3 separate regions of the Homo sapiens genome follow, and all the other regions are linked to region 1. The links are chromatin loops, found by intact Hi-C in ENCODE. Cell type or tissue: PC-9. All regions are shown on one strand. Links, peaks and the distances in the headings refer to the core of each region. The heading gives the core; the rest is flanking DNA. Region 1 has its middle 40 kb from the start of DOCK9-DT. Region 2 has its middle 50 kb from the start of UBAC2-AS1. Region 3 holds the start of UBAC2 (UBA domain containing 2).

What was found. Hi-C counts contacts between places; a loop is a spot of excess contacts. Peaks named below come from ENCODE experiments on the same cell type or tissue, not always from the same donor. Only the 100,000 strongest peaks of a DNase experiment are listed, where the experiment ranks them.
Region 2: it touches region 1 in a loop (10-fold over the local background); 3 of 110 quality-filtered maps call a loop at or near these places.
Region 3: a loop joins it to region 1, with 10 times the contacts of the local background. A loop is called at or near these places in 2 of 110 quality-filtered maps.

What each region holds. Positions count from the first base shown.
Region 1 is chr13:99,043,025-99,051,024 of GRCh38, reverse strand. It overlaps a transcript of DOCK9 not described here. Among named protein-coding and RNA genes, the nearest start is that of DOCK9-DT, 40 kb to the left of the region's middle. In PC-9, for the core only: no CTCF peak of the experiment used is centred there; DNase peaks (open chromatin) are centred at 4,654 and 5,334; H3K4me3 peaks cover 2,241 bases; H3K27ac peaks cover 4,563 bases.
Region 2 is chr13:99,145,733-99,156,474 of GRCh38, reverse strand. No RefSeq gene overlaps it. Among named protein-coding and RNA genes, the nearest start is that of UBAC2-AS1, 50 kb to the left of the region's middle. RefSeq lists a cis regulatory region at 4,353, an enhancer at 4,269-4,438 and silencers at 4,745-4,814, 4,825-4,874. In PC-9, for the core only: no CTCF peak of the experiment used is centred there; DNase peaks (open chromatin) are centred at 4,754 and 5,284; H3K4me3 peaks cover 345 bases; H3K27ac peaks cover 3,133 bases.
Region 3 is chr13:99,193,308-99,204,049 of GRCh38, reverse strand. UBAC2 (UBA domain containing 2) reads right to left here and starts at 3,196. Exons shown (of 9, transcript NM_001144072.2): 1 at 3,111-3,196. The coding sequence starts at 3,141. It overlaps UBAC2-AS1 (UBAC2 antisense RNA 1), which reads left to right and starts at 3,293. Exons shown (of 2, transcript NR_036531.1): 1 at 3,293-3,684; 2 at 6,248-7,676. RefSeq lists enhancers at 1,613-2,264, 3,438-3,527, 2,918-3,569, 3,558-3,607, 3,570-4,223 and silencers at 2,838-2,917, 3,808-3,937. In PC-9, for the core only: CTCF peaks have their summits at 2,301, 2,504, 7,178 and 7,380; DNase peaks (open chromatin) are centred at 2,459, 3,309, 5,189, 6,919 and 1 weaker place; H3K4me3 peaks cover 6,192 bases; H3K27ac peaks cover 7,778 bases.

The DNA.
Region 1 (8,000 bases), core at 1-8,000:
GGTGATGGAGAGGAAGTCTCCCACTGAGTTCTTCATCCTTCTTACGTCCACCTGTGCAGGATGAGCTGCTTGTGCTTGGCCTTACGTCCTGGCAGCTGTCTCTGAAAAGTTTTAATCTTTGATTTTGAGAATCAGACATCTTTGGATCCAAGGGTTACCAACACCTGGGGGGGCCATGTATATGAAGTGGAGGCTGGTTTTAGAGCAACGACACATTAAAGTGGGCTGGGCTACAGCTGCTCTAGGGGATAGATGGAGAGAGTTTGTGGGACTTGTCATTAGTGTCTACAACATGGTGGGTGCTTATGACATGTTTATTTTTTATTTATTTACTTAGAGACGGAGTCTCGCATGTCGCCTGGGCTGGAGTGGAGTGGTGCAATAGCTCACTGCAACCTCCCCCTCCAGCATTCAAGCTATTCTCCTGCCTCAACCTCCCGAGTAGCTGGGATTACAGGCGCCCGCCACCACGTCTGGCTAATTTTTTGTATTTTTAGTAGAGACAGGGTTTCACTACGTTGGCCAGGCTGGTCTTGAACTCCGACCTCGTGATCCACCCACCTCAGCCTCCCAAAGTGCTGGGATTACAGGCATGAGCCACTGCGCCCGGTCATGACATGTTGATTGGATGGGAGAATAAGTTAGTCATGCAAGGTCATACTGTTTGTAGCTGATTCAGGTTTCGCTGTCTCGGATATTTCCATTCGTGTATCACTGCAAGGGGAAGTGGTTTTGCTTTTTTTTTCTCCTACAGGCCTGAAATATGGAATGAACTCTAGGTACTTGATTTTAATTAAAGCATTACCAAAGTGTTATTTTTGCTCTGTGACATAGATAAACTACACATGCTATGTGTCTTTCCATTTTTGATTTGTTTTTACTTGCTGTCCATGGCTTGAAATTTTAGACAGGATCCAACATGCAAGCAGGTGTCATCTTACATGTTGAAACCTAAATATCCTCCATAAACTTTGATAGCTCCATAGGTTATTTTCAGTATTTTCACATATCATATTTCAATTTTTTAAATCTATAGCATAATTGCTTCTTGTATTTTTAGATGTCATGAAGATGTTGGCCTAGGAGAGAACCTGCAGCATTCATTATCTGGAAAGATCAATCATTTCCTAATGAAATCCAGTTTTGTATGTTAGGGATCATTATCTGATAATACAGTATGTGTCCTGCTTTCAAAAATTTAGCTATTGGCTGGGTGTGGTTGCTCATTCCTGTAATCCCAACACTTTAGGAGACTGAGGTGGGAGTATCTTTTGAGTCCAGGAGTTCAAGACCAGCCTGGGCAACATGGTGAAACCCTGTCTCTACAAAAAAATTGTAGAAAATTAGCTGAACGCTGTGGCGCACACCTGTGGTCCCAGCTATGTGGGTGGGAGGCAGGAGAATCACTTGAGCCTAGAGGTTGAGGCTGCAGCGAGCCATGATTGTGCTTTTGCACTCCAGCCTGGGTAACAGAGCAAGACCCTGTTTAAAAAAAAAAATTTCAGCTGTTACATCAGTAGCCTTTAACACACTCCCTCAGTCCAGATTTGTCTTTTTCTTTTCTTTTCTTTTCCTTTTTTTGTAGCTGGGACTACAGGCGTTTGCCACCATGCCCAGCTAGAGTTGTCTTTTTCTAAGATGTCCTTACTCCATGGCCACACCATGCCTCCCGATGACAAGGCTGACCACACTGCCCCTGTCCAAGGAGCAGCCTTCAGCATTGCCTGCTACCTCCTTTTGGCCAGATATTCTGAGGTTGGAAGGTGAGGGGTGATAAGGTATGTGGATTCAGAAGTACTGTAAACATACTCAGATGAACAGTATTACCATTTAAGAATTTTCATTTCACAGTTGGGTTTCATCTCCAAAATTCTTGAGTAATGAGAGAATTGAGTAAGGGTAGTCATTGATGATTCTGTTGGGTCCAGAAAACAGAGTGATTGATTGAAGTCTGTACAATGCCAAAACATATTTTTAACTATTCATTTTCTTTCCATTCTTAGCCATACAGAAAATAACCAAACAAAAAATTAAACACGAACTCCACAGTCAGACTTATTCAGCTGTTTATTATTATTATATTCATTATTTGTACTTAGCTATGATTATTCAGCTTATTAAGCTTTGCTGTTTATTAGTAGCAGAGCTTAATGTCAGGGATTTGAATTTCGCTTTTTGGTGTGAAGTCTTTACCTAACAAAGTGGGAAGTCCCGAGCAGTGGTCAGTGATGGAATAATAAAGGTACAAGTATATTAGTGCTTACAGTTACAAAGAGAACTGTAGAGAATGAGAAATAGTGGCACTGTGAGGATGGGAGTGTTGCATGTGAGCTGTCCCCATTTGTCATAGCAGAAAGTCAGTTGAAAATATTTGGAAAGGATAAAATTGAGAAATCTGTATGTTACAGTTATGGGGGCAGCAGGAGGAGAGCAAACACTGGAAGAAGCACCAAAATATGGAAGGGAATTGCCTCCGAGGAGCAGGGCTGGGAGTGGAGTGGGTGAGCCAGGCCACCCTTGCTTTCCGTGATAAGCCCTATTATTGTATTTTTAGTTATGTGCTTGTTACGTTAATGAACACTGATGAACACAGAGCATGCATTATTCAAAATTCCTTCTTATTTTCTTTTCTAGAGTAGGGACAAATAAGAGTGATGAGAAGATGAGCAGTAGCAGAGGGGAATGGTAACTGGGGAAGCTCCGCTGGGGTGCACGCAGGCTGTCTCCAGGTTGGCTGTCTTCAGGCGTGCTTCTTACTCCAAAACTGGAAACTTGGTGAAAATCCTGCTGTTGGCTTTGAGCCGGCAGAAACAAAACAAAACAAAACAAAACAGATAAAACTGTAAACCAAGAAGCAGCACATGAACACTTTTAAACACCGTATGAAGATTTTCCATAACTTTAAAATACAATGGAATATGTTCTCAGTGAGAACTGTCATCGGACATCAGTGTTTGATTCGTGATTTTGCTGACATTGAGGTCCCTGGTGCTGCCCCCAAACTGGAGGCCTGCCCAGGGTGAAACTTTGTGTCAGAGCCCAGGATTTGACTCCTAGGAGCTCTGCTGTTGGGTATTATACAGGAGGGCAGGAATTGAGTTGTAAAAGGCCAGTGAAAGGGAGGGAGAACAATACATTGAGTTTGTATCCAGGGACACTTTCCTGGAAAGGTGGTTGCTTGAGGCTGATGCTTCAAGATTAGGGCCAGGCGCAGTAGCTCCTGCCTGTAATCCCAGCACTTTGGGAGGCCGAGGTGGGTGGATCGCCTGAAGTCAGGAGTTCAAGACCGGCCTGGCTAACATGGTGAAACCCCGTCTCTACTAAAAATTAAAAAAAAAATTAGCTGGGCATAGTGGTGTGCACCTGTAGTCCCAGCTACTCAGGAGGCTGAGGCAGGAGAATGGCTTGAAGGTGGGAGGCAGAGGTTACAGAGAGCCAGGATGGCACCACTGCACTCCAGCCTAGGCGACTGGGCGAGACTCCGTCTCAAAAAAAAAAAAAAAAAAAGGATTAGAACCACTGATTCTCAGAAAAAGTTTGACTTTCATTATTTTCAGACAACACCTAAGGAGTGAAAATAAATGAGACTAAGAAGATGTTCTTAGGCCCCAGAATGTTTAAAAGTAGAAAGACAATTTCCTTATTCTAACCTGGGGACCCTGATGGTAACAGACGTGCTTATGTGCTGCGATGGCAGCTGATACTCCTCAGCCTGTGGTTCTCTGCCCCATCCAGAGAGAGCCTGAATCTATACACAGAAAAGGCTGTGTTTCTGAGGAAATAAAAAATATGTACTTTTAAAATTTTCTAAATAGGCCCTACTTCTAGGGTCAGCTGGCGTGTATTTCAATTAGCACATTATCTTGGGAAACTTTACCATGAGGAAAAGTTTACTCATAGGCTTGGCCATTTTTATTTATTTGACCCCCATGAATAGTCCAACATAGCCACCAAAAATTGCACAGATGTCAGTGGCTGTTTGGCCGTGTTTTAAATAAATATTTTGTCTTTTAATCATCAGAGATAGGAGATTAAACCTGGACTCGTCCAACTTTGGCTCTCTTCACGCTCATCCTTATGGGAGAGGAAGTGTCAAGATGGGCTTTCCTTTGGAGCATAACCTAAACAGGAACCTTTTAAAAACCTATCCAAAGCTACACTTTGTACCTTAAACGCAGGCATGAAGTATGAGACATTTCTGGTGATGTCTTCAGGAGGATTAAGAGGTCAGGAGTTAGATGTAAGAATGAAAGTAAAGTAAGTGATAGATCTAGGCAGAGAAAGATGTTGACATCTGAGCTTATACTCTGAATAAAACAGGTTTCCAGGCTGTGTGTGTTTATTTTACACCCATGCACTTACACACAGTATGTGATAACACAGCAGTGATTCACAGTGGCTCTTCAAGGCCCCTCATCTGTGAGTCCTGGACTTTCCTGTCAGGTGTGCCCCCTCATAACCAGGCATGTTCTATGAGGTGTTTACTGTCGAGACAAGTCCCACAAGTTGGGCAACCCTTTAAGTGCTGTTTTCCGGAGCGCAGCTAAGGAGGTTAGCATACTGGGCGCAAAATCCTTCCTCCTTTTGAAAACCTCAAAACCAACAAACTACTTCCTCTGTTAATCTCATGGGTGAGTGGCAAAGCCCAGGCCAAGCCCTTGGTTGTGCAATGTGTTATGGCCCTGGAGTTAAGGATCCTCCTACTCAAAGCAGGAGGGCATCATTCCAGCAAAACCTGTTGGTGTGCGTCCCACCTTCCAAGTGAAGATATGCCAGGTGGGAGGTCGCTCGGCTTGTTCTGCCCCGTGCTGAGCCTGGGCTCAGTGTTGGGACATACATTTCTGCCTTTTCTGTCGTTGCTTAAGATATTTCCTGGTTGTCTTGTGAATTCTAGACACAGTGATGCTGGTTTTTTTTTTTTTTTGAGACTGAGTCTCACTCTGTCACCCAGGCTGGAGTGCAGTGGCACAATCTCAGCTTACTGTAAGCTCCGCCTCCCGGGTTCACGCCATTCTCCTGCCTCAGTCTCCTGAGTAGCTGGGACTACAGGCACGTGCCATCAAACCCGGCTAATTTTTTTTTTTTTTTGTATTTTTAGTAGAGATGGGGATTCACCGTGTTAGCCAGAATAGTCTCAATCTCCTGACCTCATGATCCGCCCGCCTCAGCCTCTCAAAGTGCTGGGATTACAGGTGTGAGCCACCGCACCCGGCTGCTGTTTTTTTTGTTTTGTTTTGTTTTGTTTTTAAAAAGATGATTAAGCTGGTGAGGCATCTCTTTTTATATATGCATTTTTTGACAAAAATTCCGTATATTTAGGGTATACAACATGATGTTTTAAAATTGGAATGGTTCAATCAAGCTAAGTAACATGCAATACTTCACATACTTAACATTTTCTGTGGTGAGAACTCAGTTCTACTCTCAGCTATTTATTTACTGTAGTCACCATGTTTATACTGTATTCCCCCTAGCTAACTGAAATTTTGTATCTTTTTACCAACATCTCTCCAAACCCCACCCCCAGCCCCTGGTAACCACCATTCTACTCTCTACTTCTGTAAGTTTGACTTTTTTAGAGTCTACATCTAAGTGAGGTCATGTAGTATTAGCCTTTCTTTGCCTGGCTTACTTCATTTAACATGATGTCCTCTATGTTCATGTTGTTGCAGACGATTTCTTTCTCTTTTGCGCCTGAATGATATTTCATTGTGTATATACGGTATACACCATATTTTATTTATCCATTTATCCACTGATGGCCACTTAGGTTGATTCCATATCTTAGCTGTTGTGAATAGTGCGGCCATGAACATGGGAGTGCAGATATCGCTTTGACACAGCGATTTCATTTTCTTTGGGCAAGTACCCGGTAGTAGGATTGCTGGATCATATGCTAGTCCTATTTTTAATCTTTTAAGGAACCCCCATACTGTTTTCCACAGTGGCTTCACTAATTTACAGTCCCACAAACAGCATGCAGGGATTCCCTTTCCACCACATCCTCTTAGTGAGACATCTCTTGAAGAAGGTCTGTCGACTTGGGTACCACTGAATGGTTTGTGGGTGAATATGTCTATGGGCTGGAATTGTGGTGGGAGTTCCCCTCTGCTCTCAGTATGGTAAAATCCTGTCCTGCTCCTGAGAAACACGGGTAGGAAGGCATGGAGGAGCTTGTGCATGTGATGGAAGAACCTGGCTGTACAGTCAGGTGACAGTCCTTTTGGTTTTTCTTTTACTTACGGCTTTAAGCACTGTATTATAGTTTGGGGAGAATGATTGCTCTTGTCTTCAACACATTGTTAATAAGGGAGCCCAAAGTTTGTGTCTTTTAAGTTAGCTCCGTAGCTTTTTGTTCTAAACTTTTGTATTTCCAAATTCATTTATTTTTGGTGGCAAAATTTGCACATTTTTAAAGTGTTAGTGAGTAGTCTGTATCACTTTGAAATAAGAGCTAGGAAGCGATCGTGGTATTCATACATAATAGTCTGGTGTTCCTTTCTGGTTGCCATGGTGTGGTGGTCCTGATCAGTGTGGGTCTGACTGGGGTGCTCAGCCAGGTGGCAGACATCTGTGGTCTCTAGAAGCTGAAATACTTCAGCTATAGGAAGCATCTGCTGCTTCAAGAACTTCACAATAAGCATTTATTGATGTCCTACTGTATACCAGGCATCCTGCTGGTTGCTGAGGGAACAAACATGAATAAGACCCACTGCCTGCAGTGTTCTTGATTCAGTGATTCCACCAGAATCAATTACAGGAGGCTGGCTGGTGGCTTCACTCAATGTCTGTGTTTAAGATTAATTTGCTTAATAAAACTCAGGGCAGTGAATACACAGGGTTGGCCCTGGCTTTCCTGTTACGAGCATTCAACAGTGTCGCGTGAGCAGTTGAACATGCCTTGTAAACCATGGTTGAGTCTCCCTGAGCTATTGTTAGCAGATAACTTTAGAGCAGAGCTAATCTGTCATATAAATAAGAATCACAATTGGGTTACATGGTAATTAAATATAAATGGTAAGTGAGTGAGTCACATTTATTCATTCATTCAGCAAACTTTTATTAGAGGCCTCTGGTGCCAGGCAGTGTATGAGGTGCTCTTCTGAGGCTGGTGTGGAGGGATGGTCACACCAGTATTGTCCTGCCTACAGTAGTGGCATATGTAGGGCAGTGGGCGGGGACAAGCAAACACTGAAGCTGGCCGTCCCATCATGGAGGGCCTCAAGGAGGGGGCAGGCTGATTGTGGAAAGGATGTGGGTAAGATGAGGCAGGGTAAAGGAGTAAGTTCTCCTTCATTATTAGCAATTACTTTAGACCCCATGTTCCTTCTGGGATGTCCTCAGCTCCCTTCCCTTACCCCGGTGGACAAGAAAATAGATAGCCTTGGCAGCTGCACTTTTATGTGTCTTGGGTCCTGTTTGTGGACCTGTTTGGCAGCCTCCCTCTCTCCCCGACGTACCTGCAAGTGTCTGAGTCCTCTGCTCCTGGGTTCTGCATGGCAACTGATGGAAAGCTAGAGGGGCTGACTTCCCAGGATATGAGACCGTAGAGAGACAGATGGGCTGCCCCTTCTCAGGGAGAAGAGAGCCTACCTAGGATTTCTGGGCTGGGGCAGGGGTGCCTCCGGGATGGGTGGATTCCCCACAAATGCCCAGGCTTCAGGCAGCCTACAGCTGTTCACTGAGAGTGGGCTGTCTTCAGGGCCAGCTGGAAGAGAAGTTTGATTTCTGAGGCAAGGAATAGACTGATGATATCTTCCCCAGTTTCTTCCTTTTGCCTAAAAGTCCTACTGAGGTCACTGTAGGGGCTTCCAGGGATTTGGAGCTGACCAAGGAAGAAGATGTGACCCTGAGAGGCAGTGACCCATGAGCTTTATTGGATGGCGGTGGGACAGGGTTGCTTGAGAGGGGATGTCCCTCACGGGCTGAGGCCATCTGGGGCCACCACTCAGAAGGGACTGTGTCTAGGTGGTGCCATGTGCCTAGATGATGTCACCCAG
Region 2 (10,742 bases), core at 1,093-9,092, 100 kb before region 1:
GCTATGTTGCCCTGACTGGTCTTGAACTCCTGGCCTCAATCAATCCTCCTGCCTAGGCCTCCCAAAGTGCAAGGATTACAAGCATAAGCCACCACGCCTGGCCTTGAGATCTATTATACATTGTGATGACCACAGTTGAGAATAATATATTGTTTACCAAAACTGGCTAAGAGAATGGATTTGAAATGTTCTCATTATAAAAAAAGATAAGTGTATGAAGTAAAGCATATTTTATTTAAATAGCTTGATTTAGCCATTCCACAATATATACATATATCAAAACACCATGTTATGCATCATAAATATATATGATGTTTTACTTGCTAATTTTTAAAAAAGAGTAGCCCCAGTGTTAGATATCCAAGAGCAGCAGTCGTGTCCTGTGCTCTACAGACCCAGGGTTCAGACACAGGACAGGCGTCACTTATTGAGTCATTGGCAATTTCATCAGAATCTAAGAGGTATGGTGTGTGTCAGTCAGGAGAGGCTTACTACTGTAACATATAATACCCAAATCTCATTGGCTTGTCCAAAAGAGCCACAGTCCAATATGGACTGGTGGGTGGGGACGGAGGACTCTGCTTCTGAGAAGCACTTGACGCCCGGCTGTGGTGGGGCATGGTGAGCAGGCAGCCTCCACCCAGCAGCTTTGTTAGGGCCTGCCTCAAACACAGGGGGTCACCCCACCTGGGGTCATGCCCTTCTTGGAGCAGCTCACATCTGGTGAGTGAGATGTGGGTATAAAGACCCAGTCATTGCAGGCCAAGGCAATACACCTCCAATGGGCAATATTCACTCCAAAGCTCCTCACTGGGTTGGCCAAGACTTTGTTGGGTCTGCATTGCATTTCAACGTCTTCACCTCTACCTATTCTTTTTTTTTTTTTCTGAGACAGAGTCTCGCTCTGTCACCCAGGCTGGAGTGCTGTGATGCGAGCTCGACTCACTGTGACCTCTGCCTCCTGGGTTCAAGCGATTCTCCTGCCTCAGCCTCCTGAGTAGCTGGAACTACAGGCGCCCGCCACCACACCCGGCTAATTTTTTGTATTTTTAGTAGAGACAGGGTTTCACCGTGTTAGCCAGGATGGCCTCGATCCCCTGACCTCATGATCCACCTGCCTCAGCTTCCCAAAGTGCTGGGATTACAGGTGTGAGCCACCATGTCCGGCCCACCTCTACCTATTGTTTTTTTTTTTTTTTCTTTTTTCTTTTTTCTGAGACGGAGTCTTGCTCAGTCGCCCAGGCTGGAGTGCACTGGCACGATCTTGGCTCACTGCAAGCTCCACCTCCCAGGTTCACAGCCATTCTCCTGCCTCAGCCTCTGGAGTAGCTGGGACTGCAGGGGTCTGCCACCACGCCCGGCTAATTTTTTGTATTTTCGGTAGAGATGGGGTTTCACCGTGTTAGCCAGGATGGCCTCGATCTCTTGACCTTATGATCTGCCCGTCTCGGCCTCCCAAAGTGCTGGGATTACAGGCGTGAGCCACCACGCCCGGCCTGTACCTATTCTTAATTTCTCCCACTGTCCTTTATTATTTTTTAGAAGCAGAGTCTCACTCTGTAACCTAGCTGGAATGCAGTGGTGCAATCAGCTCACTGCAACCTCGAACTCCTGGCTTCAAGCAACCCTCTCGCCTCAGCCTCTTGAATAGCTAAGACTATGGGTTTTTTTTTGCTGTTTGTTTGTTTGTTTTTTGTAGAGAAAGGGTCTCGCACTATTGCCCATGCTGGTCACAAACTCCCGGGCTCAAGTGATCCTCCCGCTTTGGCTTCTCAAAGTGCCAAGGAACCACTTTTCTTTAAGGATGTTGACCCCTGATATCTTTTCTTTTTCTTTTTTTTTTTTTTTGAGACAGGGTCTCACTCTGTCACCCAGGCTAGAGTGCAGTGGTGTGATCTCGGCTCACTGCAACCTCCGCCCCCAGAGTTCAAGCAATTCTTTTGCCTAAGCCACCACAGTAGCTGGGATTACACGTGTGCACCACCACACCGAGCTAATTTTTGTATTTTTAGTAAAGCCTGCTGGCCAGGCTGGTCTTGAACTCCTGATCTCAAGTGATCTGCCCACCTCAGCCTCCCAAATTGCTGGTATTACAGGTGTGAGCCACCACTCCTGGCCCCTGATAAGTATCTTACACTCCAAATTCCATCGCAGCGTCTGCTTTCAGAGCACCTACCCTATGATGACTTTGCAAAACCCTAAGCCTAGAGTATTTGGCTAAAGAGGATGTGGCCCCTTCCTGAAACTGACTTCAAGAGTAACTGAGATATCTGCAATGGCCCTGTCCTTACCCTCTGGTATCAGTGGCCTCAGCTTCAATTAGATTCCTTTTGGCATTTTGTTGTTGTTGTTGTTGTTGTTGTGTTGTTTTGTTTTTGAGATCAAGTCTCACTCTGTCACCCAGGCTGGAGTGCAGTGGCGTGACCTCGGCTCACTGCAACCTCTGCCTCCTGGGTTCAAGCGATTCTCTTGCCTCAGCCTCCTGAGTACCTGGGACTACAAGCGTGTGCGACCACACCCTGCTAATTTTTGTATTTTTAGTAGAGACAGGGTTACACTGTGTTGGCCAGCCTGGTCTCGAACTGCTGACCTCAGGTGATCCACTTGTCTTGGCCTCCCAAAGTGCTGGGATTACAGGCATGAGCCACCACACCCAGCCCAATTAGATTGCTTTTGATCCCCACATTTCTCCTTTGTTGGGGTGGAACTGCTCATGATTGCAACTGTCCTCTTTAATAGTGAGAATTTTGAGCGGGTCCCTTTTTGCATGGCCCCCCTTTTTCCTGCTATTCAGTGTGGAGTTGCTTTTGAGGAAACTGGATTTTATAAAAAAGAAGTGATGGGTTTAAATGATTATATTCTTCCTACAAAGTTATTTTGAAGCTCATTTCTTCAGAGACCTTCTCCTCCATGGCCTTACCCTCACTTAAGCACAGACAGCCTTCAATCTAAAACTCTTGCCCTAACCTTTCTCTTGAAAAGCAGTTTTCCTTGTTATTCAAGGTCCATCCAACTTTATCATCCTCTACATGAGTTTGCAAATTCTGTGTTCCAGCCAAGTTGATCTCTTTGATCTTTCAACTTAGGCCCTTTTCCAAAACCATGCCTGAACCTATGCCTCATGCTTCCTCTCTGCCTGAGTCTACTCCCCTAGCTTTTCATTCTCATTTCAAATCTCTCCTCTCCAAAGAGACTTTCTAGACTTCGCTGATCTTTTTGCCCCCTGCACACCTGTATTTAGGAGTCATGTGCTACCTTGAACCTTCTGTTACTCTCTTATATAAATGTCCCTTCCCCCCATCTCAACTATATACATACTCTTTGTATCTTCCAGAGTCTTACGCTCAATATATGTTTGTTGATTTTATTTTTCCTGACCCTGATTTCACCCAGAATGGCAGGCAGTTCCATTATCTCTTCCTATATACCAAGCCACCCACAGTCCTGTGGGTTGGCTGGGCTCAGTTGGGAAGTTCTCCCTTGGGGTCTGTCATGCAGTCGCAATGAAATGTCAACTGGGGCTTCAGTCCTCTGAAGACTTGGCGGGGCTGAATACCCATGGGTGCTCACTCTCATGATGTGCATTGAAGTTGGCTATTGGCTGGAAGCTCCGCTGGGTCTGTGCCTCACAGCACTCCCACTCAACCTCACCTTGCAGCTTTCACAGCCTGATATCTGGGCTCACAGAGGGAGCATTCCAAGGGCAAGGGATCCAAGATTCCCAGGCAGAAGCTGCAAGGCATATTGTGACCTGTCCTCAGAAGTCCCAGAGTGTCACTTCCAGCACATTCTCTTGGACAAAGCAAGTCAAGTGTTTCACTTGAAATTTTATAAAGTTTAGGAAGCAAGTAAGAAAGCATGCAGAGTCACTTGAAATAATTTTCATAGAGCTGTTCAGTTGAGATTGGTGTGTATTGCTGTGTGTATATATCTTATCTCTGAAAGTAAAAAAAAATTTTTTTAAGACTGTTATAATAGTTTTTTTCTTGCACATGATTTTTTCCTGATGTTTTAAATTTTAAAAAATTAAACAAAAAATTGTTTGCAGAATATGTCTTTTTGTTTGTTTTCATCTTCTCAGGAGCTATCACTGTGCCTGAGCTGGGTCTCAGGGAAGATTTGGGATAGGGGAGCTGATGTCAAGCAGCCCCTTGCATCCCTGCCTCTTTATGGAGCCTGATTCCCCTCCCTGTAGCCAGTTCACATGTTCCTTCATCAACAAAGGCTTCAAGAATGGCCACTGGTGTGTTCCACATATGGCTTTAACTGGCAAGGGTATCTGGATGGACAAAGTAGTCATGGGCCCTCTCCTTGGGGCCCTTGAGTCTGGCGAGGCCCTGTGCACTTCCCACTTTGCTGGCTAGAATTCCCCACCTGGAACTGGCAGTTAGCGGTTCTATATGTCTCCTGGGCCCCTTTAGAGTCCTATACACCTGTTTGGTAAGGTGAGTCAACTCTAGCCAGTCCATTTATGTGGATATTGTGATTTAACAGGTCTTTTTAACTTCTAGTTTAAAAGAAAGCATTTGAACAGTAGCCATCAAGATATAACACTGTCATGCCGGAGAATAATGCCAGTGATGTGACCGTTCAGCCCAGGGAAAGAAAGTCTTAGAAGCCACCAAGACAACGCTGCACCTGCAGGGGACCACTTGCTCTGTCCACCTTGGGTAGGTCTTGCTGCTCTGGTCTCCTCACTCTGCTGAGTCACATGGCTACTCCCATACTTAATCTCACTGCAAATATGGCCATGTGTCAAGAATAAAATAGACATGGCCCGGTGCAGTGACTCATGCCTGTAACCTCAGAACTTTCAGAGGCTGAGGTGGGAGGATTGCTTGAGCCCAGGAGTTTGAGACAAGCTTGGGCAAAGTGGTAAGACTCCAGCTCTACAGAAATAAGCAAATAGATCAATACAATACAATACAATACAATACAATACAATACAATACAATACAATACAATACAATACAATACACATGAGCACAACTAGGTTCCAGGCAATACAATATAGCACAAGGAATTGATCATTGGCCTCAGCAGTTGAGCCAAATGAATAGTTAGCAGCTGATTTTAGACATGTCCCATAGTGCTATGCACTTCACTTACTGTCAAAGGAAGACATGAATAAGATAGGAATTAAAATAGACTTTCAAATATTTCCTTGTAAGTGGCTTTAGTTCCCAGAGGAGATTATTCCATAACATCGTCTTTTCTCTTTCAACAAGAATTTCTTCACATTGGTTGCCAACACCCATTATGCTGCATAGAAGTATTAATCATCCATGTGGAATTTTATATTTTCAAAGCCTCTTAAAAAAATCAACCCTCTCCTCTGCCTTCCCCCACGGTGCTCACAGACCATGGCCCTGAGGGCATGCACAGACGAGTCTGTTTTTGTTTGTTACTGGCTTGCCAGGCCAGGTTGCTAAATGTACTTGATTCATCAAATACTTGTGAGCTCAGGGAAATCTAAACAAATTTATTTAATTCAGGCCCAGACACAGAGGTGGGTCAGTGTGTCCCCATTTATTGCATGGTGTGCTGAAGTCCCCAGAAGAGATCAAAAGCAGACACAGGGTGAGGCCACAACATGGCAGGCATTATGTCAGCGCTCTTGATCTCTAAGTCATTACTTAGGAATATATGCAACATAGTAATGATGGTTTCAGACACTCTCAATGCATAGTCTGACTCAACATCTCACTTTGATGGAAAGAACCTCAGTCGACAATGAATGGACAAGACCCGAACGTGTATGGTGTCATGAAACCAGGCATGTGGAAGCAGGTTTCCAAAACAGGTTGGAGACTGGCTCTTCCTAAAGTCTTGCCCATCTGTCAGTTGTATCATTGTCCACATGGTTACTCAGCCCTGAAGCCTCAGAGTCAATCTCTCTTTCTCCCACCTCATCTGCCCCCCTCTCCGTACCGCCATATTTAATACATCAGCTAAGCTTGTTGGTTCCAGGAACACAATACCTATATTCTCAAACCTACCATTTCTCTCTGTACACACCAGCCTCACTCCAGCCCAAGCCAACTCACTCTCCCACCTAAAGAACTGCAATGATCTCCTGGCTTACTAATACATTTAACCAAAGAAGAAAAAAAGAATTAAAAATGTCTACCAGACAAAAAAGACAATAGCAAAATCAACAACAATTATTAAACAGGAAAAATGTCACAACAGACATGCTCAAGGTTAGACTCCTTAGTATAAAAAAAGCTAATAAAGATGATTAGAAAAATTAATATTCAAAGAGAAAATGGGCCAATTTTGAATAGTTCATAATAAAGTATAAAGCATTTCATTGTTTTCTGTTTATTTGTTTGCTTTTTGAGACTGAGTCTCGCTCTGTCACCCAGGCTGGAGTGCAGTGGTGCAAGCTCAGCTCACTGCAACCTCCACCTCCTGGGTTCAAGCAATTCTCCTGCCTCAGCCTCCCGAGAGGCTGGGATTACAGGCTCCTGCCACCACACCTGGCTAATTTTTGTATTTTTAGTAGAGACGGGGTTTTGCCGTGTTGGCCAGGCTGATCTTGAACTCCTGACCTCAGGTGATCCACCTGCCTCGGCCTCCCAAAGTGCGGGGATTATAGGTGTGAGCCACTGTGCCCAGCCAAGCCTTTCTAAACAAATGAAAGGATACTCAGTCTCACTCTAATAACAAAAATACAAATTCAAAGTTGAATGAGATGCAGTTGACACTTAGAAAATTGGAAAAATTCAAAAAGTGTAAAAATGCCTGGATGGTGATGAGGGGGCCTGGTACCATTGGTTCATTCTCTTTGGAGGGCAATTTAAAAAGCACCAACCAAATTTTAACAGGCATATGCTCTTTGACTTGGCAGTTCTACATTTAGGAATGTGTCTTACAGATATATTTGCACATGAACATGAAGATGCAAATGCACGTTGCAGCAACAAAAGAAACCAGCCAAATGCCCATTGGTAGGGGCTGGGTAAGTTAATTCTGGTACGTCCATAGAGTAGACAATCCAACAGTGAAAAGAATGAAACAATATTACTTGGCATGGATAAGATAAATTTTCTAGAGGTATCATTAAATTATAAAAAGCAAGATGCAGAAGATACAAGATGCTATCGTATACAAATGTGGGTAGGGATGTACACACATACATTACATCTATCGCTTGCATATGCATAGATTGTTTCTGGGAAGATATGTAAGAAATTTAACAGTGGTTGTCTCTGGAAAGGTGATGTGAGAATTTGGAGTAAAGGAGAAGAAATCTACTTTTTCCTGTATTTCCTTTTATGATGTTTTAATTTGTACCATATTTAAGAATGACCTATTTTTACAAAACTGTTAAGACAAAGAGAAAAGAACTGGTAGGCCAGGCGCAGTGGCTGAACGCCTGTAATTCCAGCACCATGGGAGGCTGAGGCGGGTGGATCACTTGAGGTCAGGAGTTCAAGACCAGCCTGGCCAACATGGTGAAACCTTCTCTCTATTAAAAGTACAAAAATTAGTCAGGTGTAGTGGGGTGCACCTGTAATCCCAGCTACTCAGGAGGCTGAGGCAGGAGAATCACTTGAACCCAGGAAGCGGAGTTTGCAGTGAGCCAAGATCACACCACTGCACTCCAGCCTGGGCCAGAGAGTGGGACTCCATCTCAAAAAAGAAAAGAAAAGAAAGGAACTGATTATATGCAGTCATTTTAAAGGAAAATATTAGTAATACTTTTCTAGAAAATGTGAGGTTTTACTTAGATTGTAAAAATTCCACTTCTATTACATCTTTTCCTTTTCAGAATTATTGTGTATAAACTAATACTTCAAGTCTAGCCAACATGGAGAAACCCTGTCTCTACTAAAAATACCAAAATTAGCCGGGTGTGGTGGTGGGCACCTGTAATCCCAGCTACCCGGGAGACTGAAGCAAGAGAACTGCGTGAACCCGGGAGGTGGAGGTTGCAGTGAGCCAATATCACGTCACTGCACTCCAGCCTGGGCGACAGAGCGAGACTCCATCTCTTACTAAACAAATACATATATACCAATACTGCAGACAAAATAATAGCTAACATTTGGTGGGTGTTTATTCTGAATAAACACTGTGCAAAGTGCTTCAAAATAACAGTACTAGCCCAGGCACAGTGGCTGATGCCTGTAATTTCAGTACCTTGGGAGGCTGAGGCAAGAGGATCACTTGAGCCCAAGAGTTTGAAGCCAACCTGGGTAACATAGTGAGACCTTGTCTCTTAAAAAAAATTCAAAATTAGCCAGTCATGGTGGTACACGTCTATAGTCTTAGCTACTCAGGAGGCTGAAGCAGGCAGGTTGCTCCAGCCCAGGAATTCAGGTTGCAGTGAGTTATTATCGAGCTACTGCACTCCAGCTTGGGCAACAGAGCGAGAGAGACCTTGTTTCTAAATAATAATAATAGTAATAACAACAGTACTGCCCTCATCTCTTCATTAAAGATGAAGAAACGAAAGGTCAGAATTTAATGGGCTTACCTTAAGGCCACACAGCTAGTAAGTTATAGAGCCAGGATGCACATCTAAGCACTCTGACATCAGAGCCCACATGCTTACCCACCGTATGGGTTATTTATGGTGTTATTAATGAGTCATTTGTTTCTTGCAAAACAATACTTAAGGGCATATAATTTCCAATTCAAAACAGGTACGTAGCAGAAATAGAATCTAACCTTAACTATAGAAAATAAAAGTGCAAATGTTGTAAAATCCATAAGTCCCATATATAAAGTTGTAATAATATTTCTGATTTTATGGCCAATGATTCAGAGAAATTAAAAAATTATTTTAAGATATTTAGGCCAAGCATCGTGGCTCACGCCTGTAATTCCAGCACTTTGGGAGGCCAAGGTGGATGGACACCTGAGGTCAGGAGTTTGAGACCAGCCTGGCCAACATGGTGAAACCCCGTCTCTACTAAAAATACAAAAATTAGCTGGGTGTGGTAGCATATGCCTGTAGTCTCAGCTACTCGGAAGGCTGAATCAGGAGAATCACTTGAACCCAGAAGGCAGAGATTGCAGTGAGCCGAGATCGTGTCACCGCACTCCAGCCTGGGTGACAGAACGAGACTCCATCTCAAAAAAAACCAAAAATTATTTTAAGATATTTGAATAACAATTGGCAACTATGACTACTGTGTTATATACAGTGCATGCTATTTTTTGTGTTTATATTCTTGATCTTCATGAAATATTAATACATAAAATGTCTCAGGTTGCTGTTATGGGTTGAATTGTGCCCTCCCATTCATATGTTGAACCCCCAATACCTCAGAATGTCACCTTATTTGTAAATACTCTTTACAGAGGCAAATTAAAGTGAGGTCATTAGAGTGGGCCCTAATCCACTATGACTGGTGTCCTTATAAAAAGGAGACATTTGGACACAGAGACAGACATGCATAGAGGGAAGACGATGTGAAGAGACATAGAGAGAAGATGGCCAAGGGGAGAGAGACCTGGAACAGATTTTCCCCTCCCAGCCCTAGCCAATACCTGCCCCCGCACCTGTGACTGTGGCCTTATTTGGAACCAGGGTCTTTGCAGATGTCATCAAGCTAAGATGAGGTCATACTTATTAGAGTTAGGGTGGGCCATGAATCCAAGATGGCAGGTGTCCTTATGAAAAGAGGGATCAGGACACAGGAAGAATACCATGGGAAGACAGACGCAGAGGCGGGAGGGACGCGTCTAGAAGCCAAGGAACAGAAGGACTGATGGCAACACCAGAAGCAAGAGAAAGGCCTGGAACGGCTTCTCCCCTCGAGCCTTCAGAGGGAGCCTGGCCTGCCGTACACCTTCCTGCGGGACTCCAAGCCTGTAGAACTGGGAGAGAATACATTTCTGTGGTTTGAAACCACCCAGTATGTGCAGTGGATTCCCTAGAATTTGATTGGCGTGGGAGTGACTTGCTAAGGGGGTGCCCACTATTGAAGCCACCAAGGGACTAGGGAGGTGGACAGAGCAGCCGCGGGAGCCTCAAAAGGGGCGAGCTAGGCCAAGTCCCACAGCCGGCAACATAGAGTGGGCGTCCCAGGCGAGGGCGCTGGGCTTCCTGCCCCAGCACCCCATTGGTCAGGTCACAGGTTTTAGACTACCCCCCAGTGCTAGATGGTGGTTCTCCACAGAAAAGCAGCAGACGTCACTTTTGAAAATCAAAGAAATCCCGAAGGGAATCTACAAAAACAGTAGAAAGGGATCCGAGGGAACAGAGGCAAAGCCATAATATCACCCAATACATCCGATTGTCTGGTCAGTGAAATTTGGAGCCAAGAACACTGGCTGCTGGTTTCCTGTCCCGTGGTTAACTTATTGGTGTAATTTTGAAAGCATAACTTTGCGTCTCGGGCCTCAGTGAACTCTTCTGGTAAAAGGAGATAATAATAATAGTTTCGCAATTTTTTTTTTTTTTGAGACGGAGTCTCACTCTGTCGCTCAGGCTGGAGTGCAGTGGCTCGATCTTGGCTCACTGCAACCTCTACCTCTGGGGCTCAAAGTGATTCTCCTGCCTCAGCCTCCTGAGTAGCTGGGACTACAGGTGCTGGCCACTATGCCTGGCTAATTTTTGTATTTTTAGTAGAGAGAGTTTTGCCATATTGGTCAGATTGATCTCAAACTCCTGACCTCAAGTTATTTTCCCCCTTCAGCCTCCCAAAAGTGCTGGGATTACAGGCATAAGCCACTGCACCCGGCCTGCATTTTTCTTCTTCTTCTTCTTTTTTTTTTAAAGAAAA
Region 3 (10,742 bases), core at 1,567-9,566, 150 kb before region 1:
CTCAACGTAGAGCTGAGTGACAGCATTGGTCTACAAGTAAGGAACCTAAAATAAGTCATGATCACTAATCCTACGCACTTTTACCCGGTCATAATTGCAGACAGCAATATAGTTTCAAGCACTTGAAACAGGCATGGCAGGGTGTTTTCAACTGCATTGTGTCTGAAACTGTATTGCTGTCCCCTTTCTTCAAAATGAAGAGTTTTCAACAAACTCTGATATGGCTTGCTCCTTCACACCATCTGAGCCTCAGCTCAATGTCACCTTCCCGGCTACCCTCCGTGACCATGCATGCTAAAGTGGTCCTCCACCATAACTTCGGTCTTTGCAGTTACCCTCTCATTGTCTTCATGTCACTTATCACTATGTGAATCATACTGACTTGTTAGCCTGTTTGATGCTGGTCTCCTTGATCCTGCTTATTACTTTATCCTCTGTATATCAACAGTGTGTGGCTGATATGGGTACCCAACAGACACTTATTGAATGGATGAGAGAGAAAGGCAAGTTTAACACTAAAATACTATTATCTACTAACCACAAAACGTGGGAAACATGCAGGTGGTAGAAAATGGCAGGGATTTATCCCTGGAAAGGGACTGTTATTCACCACCCATGGGGGTAGGGCTAGGTACACGTGTCGTCCTTCTTTCAGATTCTTGCTCAGGATCAGAATTTTGATTTGCTAAAGGGTCCCTCAACTTATCTAAAGGAAATCATAGGCAGTGGCTCACGCCTGTAATCCCAGCACTTTTGGAGGCCGAGGCGGGAGGACCACTTGAGGTCAGGAGCTCAAGACCAGCCTGGTCAACATGGCAAAACCCCGTCTCTACTAAAAATACAAAAATAGCCAGGTGTGATGGTGGGCACCTGTAATCCCAGCTACTTGGGAGGCTGAGGCGGGAGAATCGCTTGAACTCGGGAGGCGGAGGTTGCAGTGAGCGGAGATCCACCACTGCACTCCAGCCTGGGCAACAGTGAGACTCCATCTCAATAAATAAATAAATAAATAAATAAATAAATAAAATAAAACAAAGGAAATCACTTCTCCCTCAGTGGGTAGCTTCTCCAGAGAAAAATGTTAAAGCTGACACACAGCCTTTTCTAATGACCAGTCCTGGAAAACTGTGCCTAAGCTCCGTCAGCACTGTAAGCACTGAGACCAGGACCTGTTCGTTGCTGCATTCCCAGCACCTAGCCCAGTTCATCGCCCAGAGGAGATGCCCAAAATGTTTGTAAAATGAGCATGTAAGACACAGCCTTCTGAGGAACGGCCATCCCAACAACTCTTACACTGCAGAAGCACTTAATTTTAGAAACAGGCCAAGACAGCTGCAGAGGGGCTCCAGACCTACGCCTCTCCCTGGGCAACAGTTTGGTTCCTAGAATTCAACACTCACCACCATGTGCCATAGATAACAAAATATTATCTTCCCCACAGTTGCCCTGTATCAAATTTGAATACACTTGGCCAATATAATCTCATGGCTAATACAGTACAGCAACCAATAAGATTTCTCTTGCCCTTTATTTTTTTATATGTACTTTGGCCAGCAAGGATAGATCAAAATGCTAAAGAACAATTGAAATTGAAGAATTCCACCATTAATTTCATAACCAGTAGTTCCTGGCTCACTGTGTGATCCCAGGAAAACCACATTGCCTTCTTGAACTGTCAGCTTCAGCTACAGTCCTAATGCTCTTTATCTAAAGGGTAGTTTGGGGAAGATTACTTAGTAGTTGTAACATACTCCGGGACCAATCCATGAAAGATGCCATAAATCAAATTAATTATGAAACAAAGGAAATCATAAATATTGAAACCACTTCAAAACCTGAGAAGTTGAGAAGTGAGGAAGATTTAAAATTATGCCTGTGGCGCTGATACTAACTCACTGTCAGACTATAAGACGAGACACACATTCTCAGAAGATTCATGACATTCCCAACAGATCTTTTTTTTTTTTTTTTTTTTTTGAGATGGAGTCTCGCTTTGTCGCCCAGGCCAAAGTGCAGTGGCGCAATCTCGGCTCGCTGCAAGCTCCGCCTCCCGGGTTCACGCCATTCTCCTGCCTCAGCCTCCCGAGTAGCTGGGAATACAGGCACCCGCCACCACGCCCAGCTAATTTTTTGTGTTTTTAGTAGAGAGACGGGGTTTCACCGTGTTAGCCAGGATGGTCTCGATCTCCTGACCTCGTGATCCGCCCACCTCGGCCTCCCAAAGTGCTGGGATTACAGGCGTGAGCCACCGCGCCCGGCCAACAGATCTTTAATATTTGGAAATGTCAGATGTTTCTGTCCTCCAGCAGCATTAACTTCACATGGAGTATGAACAGTGACAAGCAATTGCAAAATTAGAGCTGTTCTCCGTTGCTGTACCCGTGCCTAACTGTTAACACGCAGTCTACCTTACCGAAAGTCAATTCCACACACTCAGTGAGAAAAGCCGTTTAACTGGCTGTAAAAATACTCCGCCCCCTACCTGCTGACCACCGCTAACACGCCAGGAAAACAGCAACATCCAGCAGCACAGCTGCGCTCCCTCGCCACGACTTCCTAACTTCCCTCCACTTGAAAGCACTCTCATCAGTGTGTGTTTGTCTAAAAACTCTTCTTGGAGACTGAAGAAGAAACACATCCAAGTGAAACTGAGAGGTCAGCTTCTAAAGCGGAGGCTGAACTTTGCAAGTGGGGGCGGGGGGAGTTAGTTCGGTCCCCCAAGCCTAAAAGAATGGGGCATGGTAAGGGGGACGGCCCCTTCCTTCAGCGCGGCACACGCTCCGCAAAGGGCCTGGGGCCGGCCCACGAGAACACCAGGGCACCTGCCCACTTGCAGCGGCCCCAAGAGACTCCTGGGCAGAGCACCTGGGGATACCAGGTGGGGTCGGGGCGGGCGGCGGGGCTTTGTCCCCATTCGCCCCTCCAGGCCGAAATGGGGGCGGTTTCCGCTGACCCCCAAGACCGGGAACTAGCAGGGTTCGGACGCGGGTCTGGAGGGTCGGCCCCACCACCTCCGGCAAACCCGAGGGTCCCCGCTGCCCCAGCCTCCTCAAAGAGGTGCCTAGGGTGGCGTGTAGGGGGCAGCCAGGATGGCGGAGGCCGGTACTCACAGAGCCCACTGGAGCCGGTGCTGGTGAACATGGTCCCGCCGGGCTCGGAGCCCCAGAGGGCGCCGGGGGAGGGGAAGCTGAAGTGCGAGCCCCAGCGACCGCGCAGGCGCACTCTTGGCGGAGCGACGAATCCGGCGCCGCGAGGCCACTCGCCGCTGACGAACGGCGCACCCGGCGCATGCGCAGTCAGGGGCGTGCGCCCGCTGGGTCAGCGCCCTCCTTCCTGCCGGGGAAGGGAAGTGCGTCGGTAGGGGAGGGCTCACCTCTCCAGGTTGAAACGATGGCGGTCAGAACCGCCTGAGGTAAAAACGGGTGGCACTGGGGAAGCGGAGGCGTAGCTCCCGAGAGCCTCACACTTGTGCTCAGTGCCGCCTCACCCCTGGTGGATCCGCGATGGCCGCGGATTCCCCTGGATTGCCGGCGCTGGGCAGGAGCGCCACTTCTAATCTCTCCCGAGACTGGACGCCCGGCGCCTTCCACGCGCGTTGTGTCTTTCCGGGCGGTCCCTCGAAGCTGGCTACCCCGCGGGCTGTTGACTGCAGTGGGATCTGGTCACTCAGATGCGGATAGAGGGGTACGGGAGCCGGAGAGGTGGAACAGGTCCTTCCGGGTGCGGAGAGCTGGGCCGTCCAGCCGCCTCTTTGTTCCCGCGTGGGTCCCGCGCGGAATCCCCACCACCGGGGCCGACTGTCGTGGTCCCTGGAGTCAGCACCCTGCCCTCCCCGCCGTGGTGGCGGGTGGCTGGGGGGTCCCCGGCCCGGCGAGCCCGGCGGAGCGACCCTGCGCTTCTGCCCTGGCGAGCTTCCGGACTCAGGCCATTTAAATTTTTTTCCCCAGCAGAATGAAGTTACTCTTTGCCAAAGTCACGGTTTTTAAATGTGTGAGCCTGAAAACATATCATGCAGTCGTTTTAAAAAGTTTTTTTTTAAGTTGATCTCGTGAAAGTAGGGAGTAAAAGAGTGGTTATTCTTGTACAGAGGAGAGTTAGTGGGGAGGAAGATGGGGAGAGGTTGGTCAACAGACACAAAGTTATAGTTAGAAGGAATAAGTTTTGGTATTCTCTTGCACGTTTGGATGACTATACTCAACGATAATGTTAACTTCAAAATAGCTAGAAGAGAGGATTTTGAATATTCTCACCACAAAGAAATGACAAGTGTTTTGGTGATGGATGTGCTAATTACCCTGATTAGATGGTTGCACAATGTGTATATGTATGGAACCATCACACTGTACCCCAGAAATACATGCAATTATGTGAGAACGCATGTTATGGGGAAAATTGACCACACTACCCAGCTAAATGAAAGGGATAGGCTATGGAGTACTAAAAAAAAAAAAGCATTTTCAGTGCTCATAAGTGCCAGCCAGTGTGCTAAATCTGTGATTCGTAGATCAACACAGTCCCTACCCTCAAAGAGAGGTTCCAGTGGGCCAAAATGTTAACACTGATTATAGAAGGCAAAAGTATGACTTTTATTTGCTTCTTTAGGCTTTATTCGTAAAGTTCATTTTCACAGTCTTGTTTTGTTCGTTTGTTTTGAGACGGAGTCTCGCTCTCCCCAGCTGGAGTGCAGTGGCGCGATCTCGGCTCACTGATACCTCTGCCTCCCCGGTTCAAGCGATTCTCCTGCCTCAGCCTCCCAAGTAGCTGGGACTACAGGCACCTGACACCACCCTGGCTATTTTTTGTATTTTTAGTAGAGATGAGGTTTCACCATGTTGGTCAGGCTGGTCTCGAACTCCTGACCTCGTGATCCGCCCGCCTTGGCCTCCCAAAGTGTTGGGATTACAGGCGTGAGCCTCTGGGCCCAGCCCATTTTCACAGTCTTGAAGTACATTTTACATTTACCTTTAGGTTCGTTCGAGTTATTTTTCAGGAAAACGACAGTCAAAAGGTCCTTTATGTTTGCAGAAGCTGTTGATGGACTACACCCTGACCCATTAAGGGGATGCAAAGTCCAAAACTATTTTCATAATAATGCTAAGACATTAGTTTTATTTTCTACTCTCTCAAGTATATAGTGGAGTTTTCCATTGTACAATTGGACAACTGTACAGAGCTACGTAACTGGATTTTCCACTGTACAGAGCTACATAACTGGATTTTCCAGTTGACCGATGCATAATGTTATGAAATCTTATGTGGGTAAAAGATTAATTTGAACCATAAAATACACCAGTAAACTTTAGTGTAACAGTCCAAAATGTTCATTCATATGGTTTCAGATTCCTCACTGCAATTAACCTTTAAGAAACTACCACTTGCTAAGTTATCGTATAGTATCAAAAAATAATGTATCACCTGAAAGGCTATTAAAATGCTTCCTTTTCCAACCGTGGGGGTGTATCTAGGTGAAGCCAGGTTTTCCTCATATGCTTCAACCAAAGCAATGTATCCCAACAAACTGAAAGCAGAAGCATATATGAGGACCCAGCTGTTTTCTATTGAACCAGACATTAAAGACATTTGCCCGCCAGACACAGTGGCTTAGGCCTGTAATTCCAGCACTTTGGGAGGCTGAGGCAGACGGTTCACTTGAGGTCAAGAGTTTGAGACCAGCCTAGCCAACGTGGCGAAACCCTGTCTCTACAAAAAGTACAAAAAATAGCTGGGTGTGGTGGTGCACACCTGAAGTTCCAGCTTCTCAGGAAGCTGAAGCATGAGAATCGCTTGAACCCAAAGGCAGAGGTTGCAGTGAGCCAAGGTTGTGCCACTGCACTCCAACCTGGGGGACAGAGAGAGACCCCATCTCAAAATAAATAAATAAATACATACATACATACATACATACGTGCATGCATTTGCCAAAATGTTAAACCGTGCTATTCTTCCAATATTTTTTTGCTTGGGACAGTATAGTAATTTTGCATTAAAAAGTGTTAGATATGTTAATATGTAATGGGTATTTTTTTTAATGAACTTCATATATATCTTTTACATTTCTCAGTTTCAATTTCTACTATGGTAAATACTCATAGGTATAAACCCACATAAACTAAAGATCTGTAGTTCTTAATAATTTCTAAGAATAAAGGGATTCCAAAAAGTTTGAGAACCGACATTAAAAAGTGCTTTAAAGCTTAAAAAACATAAACCCTTCACTTACGTTCAATTCTATAAACATTCTTTGCAGCTAAATGCAAGATGGTATGGCATCCAGACTCTGCTCATAAGTATCTGCAGTGATCCATACCTTGATTGTACATCTACTCTGCATCCTGAGGACCTGAACATGCTAACTGGTGGCTGCAGATTTGTCTTCTAAGGAGCAAGTGTGGTCTGTGGACAGGCAGCTTCAGCCTCACCTGGGATTTTGTTTGCACTAGAAAGTGCCAAGCCCTACCCTAGACCTATTAAAGCAGAACTGGCGTTTAACAAGACACCCCAGGTAATTTGTGTGCACCTTAGAGTCTGAGATGCACTAGTGTAGTGATTCGCAGGGGGACAATTTTGACCTCCAGGGGACAATATCTGGAGACATTTTTGGGTGTCACAACGTGCTGGGGAGAGGGTGCTACTGGCATCTAATGGGCTGAGGCCAAGGGTGCTGCTAAACATCTGGCAATACCGGGCCAACCTCCCCCCTCCTCCTGCCCACAGTAAAGAATTACCCCGCCTGGATTGTCAGTAGTGCAGAGGTAGAGGAAACCCTACACCTGTGAAACTCATCTGACCTTTACTATGAATTCCTGGATCTCCTGGTGCATATCATTTCTGTTGCCCTGGCTGACATTTCCACCTTTTCTCTTTTCTAGATTTTATTACAAGAACTCAATCTGTTGGTCTCTAGGAATCACCTATTGCCTTGCTATGTTTTGTTGAACCTGTTTTTGAATCTGCTTTCTACATTGGGGAAATAGGTATACGTTTGTAAACCTTAAAAGCTCTGTATGCTATAAGGAAATCACCAGACACGTGGATAAGCTTTGCAGAGGTGAAGGGCTGTCTCCACCAGAGAGACCCAGAAGGAGTCAGGGTAAGCCTGACTCATCATGAGATCAGGTATCCCCAATCCACAGCGGACTTCCACAGTTCACCTTCCTAGGTAACCGCTCTGCCTTCCCAGGTAAAGTAGGAATAATATCAGAACTTACAGCATATTTTGAGGTCAAATTGTAGAATTTGGTGATTTCATTTTTATTATTACTCAACCTTTTATTTACAACCAAATTAATAAGGCTACTTACACATAACAATGTGTGGACATACACATTAAGAGAATCATTTGCTGCCTAGCACTCCTACCTAGGTACTTTAAGAACATCATTGAGTGGATACTCCCTCTGCTGGGTAAAATACTTTGCCACAATATCAGCTGAAATGATACCTCTTCCAGACTGTAATGGCAGAAGTAGTTATCCCCTCTTTCGTGCTGTCATCACACTTGATGCATGCCTACTTTATAATACTTATGCCATTGTCTCTGTTATTGGGTTTCTGTCTTCTACTGTGAAAGGGTGAGCCCATAAAAAACAGGGAATGTGTCTTTCAAAATGTTGTATCCTGCTCATTCTGATGTGAAGCCATTGTCCTCCTTCAATAAAATAAAACAGCATTTCTGAGGTCTTAGCATCAGGAAAATCTCCAGGTGGGTAAGGTTAAAGAAAAAATTATTCATGACACTTGTTCAGTGTGGTGCAATAGTCTCTTCTCACACTGCTATAAATACCCAAGACTGGGTAATTTTTTTATTGATTTATTTTTTAATTAATTTTTTTTTTTTTTTTGAGACGGAGTCTGGCTCTGTTGCCCAGGCTGGAGTGCAGTGGCGCAATCTCGGCTCACTGCAAGCTTCGCCTCCCAGGTTCACGCCATTCTCCTGCCTCAGCCTCCCAAGTAGCTGGGACTACAGGCGCCTGCCATCACGCTCGGCTAATTCTTTTTTGTATTTTTTAGTAGAGACGGGGTTTCACCATGTTAGCCAGGATGGTCTCGATCTCCTGACCTCGTGATCCACCCGCCTCAGCCTCCCAAAGTGCTGGGATTACAGGTGTGAGCCACCGCGCCCGGCCTATTTTTCATTTTTTTGAGATGGAGTCTCACTCTTGTTGCCCAGGCTGGAGTACACTGGCGCTATCTCGGCTCACTGCAACCTCCGCCTTCCGGGTTCAAGTGATTCTCCTGCCTCAGCCTCCCTAGTAACTGGGATTACAGGCGCCCGCCACCACATCTGGCTAATTTTGTATTTTTTGTAGAGACAGGGTTTCACTATTTTGACCAGGCTGGTCTCGAACTCCTGACCTCAGGTGATCCACCCGCCTCGGCCCCCCAAAGTGCTGGGATTACAGGTGTGAGCCACCACACCCGGCCAAGACTGAGTAATTTATAAAGGAAAGAGTTTTAATTGACTCACAGTTCCACATGGCTGCGGAGGCCTGAGGAAACTTACGACCATGGCAGAAAGGGAAGCAAACACGTCCTTCACAAGGTGTCAGGAGAGAGAAGTGCCGAGTGAAGGGGGAAGAGCCCCTTGTAAAACCATCAGATCTCATGAGAACTCACTATCATGGGAACAGCATGGTTGTTCCCATGCTCCAGTCACCTCCCACCAGGTCTCTCCCTAGACACCTCGGGATTACACTTCAAGATGAGATTTGGGTGAGGACACAGCCAAACCATATCAGATGGTAAAGCAGACTTTATTCCAGGGGGCCATGGTGATAGGTAGAGGGGCACTGCAGGGCTTTGCAGTGGGGAGAAATTGAACTCAGCACCAACTCTACCAAGGACAGGTGGGGATTTATAATCAAGGAGCAGGGTGGAAAGCAGCGCATGGAAAATTACTAAGAGGAAGCCCCAAGGATAAGGGGGTTTCTGTCTAAACAGACCTGATAGGATTCCTGCTGAAGGCAGGCCAGGGAGATCAGATAACAAGGGTGGTCAACCAAGAGTAGAGGCTTTTCACTAGACCCACTTAGCAGGATTCTTGCTCACACTGGGCTCTGCAAGGACAGAGAGAAAAGTCCAAGATTGGGCCTAGTCAAGCAGAGGACTCAGAGAAGCCTGACTGGAGTTTTGGTCAAAGGAGAGAGTCTTTTTCAGGCAGGAGGGAAGATGGTTGGCCAAGCATCCCGAACAACCACCTTCCCCTTGCTTTCACCTGCCTTTAGTACAGTGCTCCTTCTGAATAGCTGAGATAGACTGAAATTCTTCCTAAAAATTACTAAGTAGTGGAGAAGGCCGAAAACAACAAACAATCACAAACTTCCAAAGTATCGAGCTGTGTACAAACGGTATCTCCTGTCCCCCCAGCATAGAGGTGATATCCTGTTCCACTTTGTGGCTGAGAAATCCATCTCCGAATCTCCAGAGATTCTCGGCAGCAGCCTTCTGGGAAATCAGTAGATAATCACTAGGGTTGGTGGTCAATCCTTGGATAAAATAGGCTTCAGATGCACTTTGCACTGCTTCAAATCCACTTTCAACATATAATACATATAAACTAATACTAGAAAACAGGGCTGGGCACAGTGGCTAACACCTGTAATCCCACAATTTTGGAGGCTGAGGTAGGAGGATCCCTTGAGGCCAGGAGTTTGAGACCAGCCTGGGAAACCATAGGAAGGCCTCACCTCTACAGATAAAAAATTTCAAAAACTGGCCAGGCATGGTTGTGTGCACCTGTAGTCTCAGCTACTTGGGTGGCTGAGGCAGGAGGATTGCTTGAGCCCAGGAATTCAAAGCTGCAGTGAGCCATAATCACACCACTGCACTCCAACCTGGGCATAGAGTGAGACCCCCTTCTCTAAGAAAAAGATAAAAAAGAAAGAAAGTGGGTCTGGAATCTTTGAAAAGAGTAGTTAAATCTTTTCAATGATCCAGTAGTTTTCACTTTGGATGTTTACTCAGCAGGGAGTAGTTTGGAAATTCATAGGGTATTTTTGGTTGTCGACAATGAATTGGGAGATATCACATGAGGTCCAATAGTGGCAGACAATGCTGCACAAAAACCAGATTGTTCTCGATTCTAACCACCTTTGACTATCTTGCCACATGCTTATTATGTGGGTGAAAAGCCTGTTTGTATTCTTTCAGGTCTGGAGCCTATTCCATTTTACATGTTGCTCTGGTCTGAATGCTTGTGTCCCTCAGAATGCATATGTTGAAAGGGAACCCACAGTACAGTGGTGCTGGTAGGTGGGTCATCTGGAAGGTGATTAGGTCATGAGGACAGAGCTCTCATGAACAGGATCAGTGCCCTTATAAAAGAGGCCTGAGGGCACTTGTTCTGCGCTCCCACCATGTGAAGGCACAGCTGGAAACAGAGCCAGCCCTCACCAGACACCGACTTTGCTGGTGCCTTGATCTTGGACTTCCCAGCCTCCAGAACTGTGGGATATATACATATATATATTTAGACAGGGTCTCGCTCCGTCACCTAGGCTGGAATGCAGGGGCATGATCATGGTTCACTGCAGCCCGACCTGCTGGGCTCAAGCAATCCTCATGCCTCAGCCTCCCAAGTAGCTGGGACTACAGGGTGCATGCTCCCACACCTAGCTAATTATCTTATTTGTTGTAGAGACAGGGTCTCACTATTTTGCCCACGCTGGTCTCAAACTCCTGAGCTTAGTGATCCTCCTGCTGAGGCCCCCCAGAGTGCTGGGATTAAAGGCTGGGACTACAGG